Regions from separate parts of the Homo sapiens genome. Here region 2 is linked to region 1. Evidence: chromatin contacts called from ENCODE Hi-C or POLR2A ChIA-PET data. All regions are on one chromosome and are shown on one strand. The core of a region is the stretch at or near the end of the contact, and the rest is flanking DNA. Distances in the headings are between cores, read along the strand shown.

Region 1 (2,782 bases), core at 176-2,675:
CAACCTCAAAACAGATGATACTCATCACTTGTCTTCCATCTTGCTGTTCTATTATCTTCCTACAAAAATAGCTAATTTGTCAGATTTCAAAGCCTTGTTATTTACTGATGAGCTTACCAACTGGACCTTTTGTATCTTCAGTGTGTAATTCTGAAGATGCATTCTGATACACTAGTGAACTGGGGGTGACGGTGAAGGGGTGGTGGAACTAAGGGGGTGGGGCGGCGAACATAGGCAATATGCCATTTCCTCACCATCCCATGCTTGTCATGTGAGACAACAGAAAGGATAAAGAATACTCTATTTTTTATTCTGAAAAGATAATTATAGCAATGATACCTTCCATTCTGTTTATTTCTGGATATTTTGGCTTCAACAATTCTTTATATCATATTTTATTCTTGAAATTGGTATGACTTCTCTGTTTTACAGCCTGAGATAAATTCTCAGATATTTTTTTAACAGTAAATGGCAAAGCCAGATTTTTGAAGCCAAGTATTCAAGCTCCAAACACTTTCCATTATATTCATTACAGTTCTTGTTTTAGCTGGTATGTTCTTTCCTCTACAAGTACTGCCATTATTTATGCTTCTTAGCTAAACCTAGACTTTTCAGTAGCATGTATGAAAGTCAAATAATGTCAAATGGTAAGTTTCTACTTCATTTTATCTCATCAGGGTATTTGTTGCTCTATATACCAGCATAGTATATTTTCTACTCCCAACTGAAGCTTTTCATTTTTAGGACTGAACGTTAACAATAAGTCTACTAATTAGGTTAACTGCTTAGCTATGTTCCAGCCATGTTTTTAATGCTAGAGAATTTTTCCTTTGGGGGCTTAAGCAAAGATATCCTAATCATACAGATCTCACTACTGATGATAATATACTTAATGGTGCTTGTTTCTGCCTGTACCATTCCCTATAGGCTGAAGATGTAAAGGACATTAGCAACCACAGTATGTTTAGTTTTTAGTAGCAACAGTATTTTACTACGGCCTTGTGTACTTTGGGTAGGATGTGAGAAGGGGAGTAGTACATAATAATGCCCAATCTCTATTAGCAAGTAACTTACAATGTAGTAGAGAATTCTGAACTATTTCTTCAAATGTAGACCATAGATTCAGCTAACTTCATAATCACATCATTGGTAACAATGGGTTTAGATCAGAGTATGGTTTACTCATCACTGTTAGTAAGGTAACTTAATTGTCATGCTCACGCTAAGGAGTACGACACTAATAATACCACTCCGTATGTCAGCTAATAAGATAACGAAATAACAAACATGTTAAGACTAGCTAACACATGGGAGCAATAGCCAATGTAAATTTGTATAAAGTGAGAAGTATTCAATCTTCTACCTAACAATGAAGCCTAGACCTGCCATCAATATCCCAGCTGGCAGGCTGAGCAGTTTCATCAACATCACCAATGAGTCACCAGAACTGAACAAAGTGACCAACAATGAGGACTGGGAACAAAGCCAATTTGACCTAAAATGAAGTCATCATTTTTGCATAACTCTGCTGGGTTAGACATGTGCGAAGAACAGATGCCAAACTGCCATTATATATTAAGCTTACACAGGAGCAAACAAATGATAAAAGAAAAAAAAAATCCTCAAACAAACAAAAAAACCCAAAAAAACCAAAACAAAATGAAACTAACCCTGCCAGCGTTTCAATAATTCCCTGAGATGGGCTAAAGGAATGTGGGAGGTTGTGACATATATACCAATTACAAATGAGTGGTTCTTTCAGAGACTTGCAAGCTGATGTTAATTTATGACATAGAAACAGCTTGTGGTTTCAAACACACTGCAGTCACTTTTTTCACACGTTTACCTTAAGTGAGCTTTGACCCTATGGAAGAAAGTTGCTTTAGGGCATTACTGGATTTTCATTCATAACTCTATGTACAGATACACATATGAAAGCAGCAGCAAATTTACAGATGAGGAGCAATGATATTCATTATGTTAAAATCATACTTGGCCTCATGTGAAACACTCAATTTACAAGTAACATTTATGAATCCTGCCTTATTTTACTTTTTGTAGGCAAGATAGCTTAAGGTATATAAAAATTAACTCATTTGGCAATTATAACTCCATGAGTTGATGGCAGAATTACTAACAAACCAGTTCCTTTCTAGCAAAGTCTTAAGAAAAACATTCTAACTACTCTGAAATTCAGAAGAAACAGATATTGAGTATTGATATTTAGTTATTGAGTATAACTAAATATCTAAAGTAGTTAGTATCTAAGAATCTAAGAATAGATTCACTTGTAAGTCAGTTCTAACTTTAAAAAAGTATGTTTAAAACATACTTCAGACTGCAATGTAACAGGGATTATTACTAATGCCTATAATACAGCATTCATATTTAGGAGGAATGGGCATCTGTTATGCATGAGCAAGACTGGGAATAGGAGAAGACAAGATTCCTTCCCTCAAAAGAGCTTACTGGGTACAGACATAAACAACTGTAGAATGTGATAGCACCATCATGAAGACTGAAATAAATAATCACAAAAGTTCATACTCATAGCAGTAAAGCCCCAAAGGACTGAGAAGATGATTCAAGTATAGAAAGAACTTCCTGGATGTTCTCAGAAGCAGTGACCACATAAGACAAGAGGGAGCAGTTGAACTTTGCCCTGAACTTCCTGGCATGTTTGACTAGGAAAAAAGGCTGCACCATTAACCTAAATTGTTCCAGGAGGAAAAGGTGATAAATATTGTCAATCTTTAATCAAGGTTGAAATGTCAACTAGGCA
Region 2 (2,871 bases), core at 71-2,570, 580 kb before region 1:
ATTGACTCACAGTTCCACGTGGCTGGGAAGGCCTCACAATCATGGCGAAGGCAAGGAGGAGCAAGTCACATCTTACGTGGTGTCAGGGAAGAGAGAAATGAGAACCAAACAAAAGGGGTTTCCCCTTATAAAACCGTCAGATCTTGTAAGACTTATTCACTACCATGATAACAGTATGGGGGAAACGGCTCCCATGATTCAATTATCTCCTACCAGGTCCCTCTCACAAGGTGGAAATTATGCGAGCTACAATTCAAGATGAGATTTGAGTGAGGACACAGCCAAACCGTATCAGCATGTACGTATAAGAAAAATCATGGCCAGGCGTGGTGGCTCACGCCTGTAATCCCAACACTTTGGGAGGCCGAGGTGGGCAGATCACGAGGTCAGGAGATCCAGACCATCCTGGCTAACAAGGTGAAACTCTGTCTCTACTAAAAACAAAAAATTAGCCTGGCGTGGTGGCAGGCGCCTGTAGTCCCAGCTACTTGGGAGGCTGAGGCCAGAGAATGGCGTGAACCCGGGAGGCGGAGCTTGCAGTGAGCCGAGATTGCGCCACTGCACTCCAGCCTGGGTGACGAGTGAGACTCCGTCTCAAAAAAAAAAAAAAAAAAAAAAAAGGAAAAATCATAGTATTTGTAGGATTCAGTACTATCCACAGTTTCAGGATTCCACTGGGGGATCTTGGGACAGGTTGCCCAAGAATAAAGGTGGCCTGCCGTACATCTAATGAGTACCAGTGAGACCTAGGCTAGGTCCCCTCTAAAGTGCTGCTTCTCTAGTCCCTAGCTTCAATATTCTGTACTGTGGTCCCTAACAGAATAATGATTGCTGGTATTTATTGGGTGCTCTGCTAAGCGCTGTTCTGAGTTTTACAAGTAGTAACTTGTCTAATCGTCACAATAATACTGTGAGGTTGCTGCTGTTATTCTCATTTTATGGACGAGAATGTCAAAGAATGGAGAAGTTGGGTAACCTGCCCCAGGTGAAGTAAGTTAGTAAACAGCAGTTCCTAGATTTGAGCGGGGCCCTCAGGGTTTTGAATGCAGACATGTAATTGCAACATGATTCGGCTGATCATGTAGCCAGGGTGTGGGGTTTATAAAATAGACGTGAATAAAAAAAAGGGGCAGGATGACAGTGAAGCTTGCTCATGGGTTTTGTGGAGGGCGTAGATTGGAACCAAAAAGCACGCCTCGGCTTGGTGCTCCCTGTCGCCCTCTGTTGACATGGGGAGAGAAGAGCGGGTCTGACTCGGAAATGACGCCATAATGCTGAGGAACCACTCCTGGCGTTGCGGAAGGTGGGGTGTGGGGCCGGAAGACCCTCCCCCCGCGTCTTCAGAGGAGCGCTGTTTCTGGAGGAGTTAGGGGAAGGAGGCTGCCTGGTAAGCCAGGAAAGGGGCTTCTGGCCGTTCTGTTGGAGCGCCTCTGACTGACTTCCCCCATGTGTCCGTGTGGCCACACCGTGCTACTTTCAGAGGCAGTGGGCTTTTCGCTAAGGGATAAAAAGAAGTAAAACCTTGCCTTTAGCGCAGCTCTCCTTCACTGGGCAGATTGCTCTCCCTCCCCACTCTCCCAGGCCCAAATTGGATCTCAGCGCCTGGGAGCTCCAACTTTAGCAAGTGCGAAATCCTGTCTTCGGTTTTGGAATTTTCATCCGCACAGACTATATCAGCCACGGATAGGATATGTGAGAATACCAGCATGTCAAGGCTGGGAATCATCCTTAGGCATCACCTAGCCAGTCCTGCCTCTCATTTTAAGGTAAGAATAGGCATTTAACATTGTAAGATGATGTAGTGGGTTCTGTTGGCATCACTTAGATGCCCAGGAAATGTGTATTCTTCCATCGATTTCTCGATTGTTCACTGTTTGGCTGCGTTAGTCCACGGAGAATTGTCCTGGCCAACAGGCACCCCTCTTCACTTGGGAAGGTTTATTTCCCTCTTCCATCCCTCCTCAGCCCCTCAGCTTATAGCCTGTAGCCATTGACTGGTTGGTAAGGGGGTACAAAATGTCAGCCCCCTTGCTCCTAGATGGAACCAACTCTGTGGTACGATTGAAGCTCCCTGTGAGATCTGGCTGAGGCTTCTGCTGAGACCACATTCGTGCTCAGCTTGCTTCCTCTGCCCTATCTGCTGGCTGCCCCATTCCCTTTTTCCCTGAGAGTAATAATCCCTCAAAGAATTTCTGAGACAAGAATCCCCGTCTCAGGCTCTGCTTTTAGGGAATCTGACTTAAGACGGAAAACTTGCTGAATAAATTAATGAAGACCCAGGATTTTTCTCTGGAGAATGAAAACTGACAGTACATTTGCTTCAGCTTTGGTCACCTGTACCTACATTAAGGAGGTGAATTTAGGCAAATAACATCATAGGCTTATAATTATGATTAACAAATTGAAGTGGACAAATACAGATATTTTTGGCATTATTTTATTACCAAGTCTAGATCAGTTGTTTAAAAAGCATAGTAGAATGACACTATTTAAAATAGTGTCAGTCTTCCATATACTGTCATTCTACCATGCTTTTAAAACAACTGATCTAGACTTGGGAATAAAATAGTTCTTTAGTTCTGAGGTCCTTTATTTGTTCTGTCTCAATTTGGAGCTGCAGTAGCCAATATGGACTCAGATTCACAACTGATCATTTTCCCTGAAGTTGTCCTTTTCCGTTCACTATGCTCTTTGAGGGACAGTATCTATACCGTGTTAATCATCTTTGTATTGTTCCCTGTGGTGTTTAGCACAAAAGATTGTGAATTGTAGATGTTCAAAATCCATCAAAGATATTGAATCACAGCTGATTCCGAGTTGAATCAGCTCTCCTAAAAATATTTTTCTTGATATATTTAGAAGATAAACTTT

The links. Hi-C counts contacts between places; a loop is a spot of excess contacts on that map. ChIA-PET counts read pairs that join two places held with the same protein, here RNA polymerase II (POLR2A). Pooled maps may share reads with other maps.
Region 2: a pooled map shows a loop between it and region 1 (8-fold over the local background). The contact joins the promoter of TTN-AS1 here to the enhancer-like site in region 1. A Hi-C loop is called at or near these places in 5 of 37 single-sample maps with no recorded cell type and 11 of 50 pooled maps. POLR2A ChIA-PET finds 5 or more read pairs at or near these places in 2 of 52 experiments (activated T-cell and common myeloid progenitor, CD34-positive).

What each region holds. Positions count from the first base shown.
Region 1 is chr2:179,105,331-179,108,112 of GRCh38, forward strand. SESTD1 (SEC14 and spectrin domain containing 1) reads right to left here. Exons shown (of 18, transcript NM_178123.5): 18 at 1-2,782. Among named protein-coding and RNA genes, the nearest start is that of CCDC141, 57 kb to the left of the region's middle. RefSeq lists silencers at 1,198-1,398, 2,478-2,678. Within about 2 kb of position 1,426, at least 6 of the 41 ENCODE cell types and tissues checked have a DNase peak (open chromatin) inside an H3K27ac peak, as active enhancers do.
Region 2 is chr2:178,521,871-178,524,741 of GRCh38, forward strand. It overlaps TTN-AS1 (TTN antisense RNA 1), which reads left to right and starts at 1,321. Exons shown (of 7, transcript NR_038271.1): 1 at 1,321-1,766. RefSeq lists enhancers at 1,010-1,522, 1,199-1,348.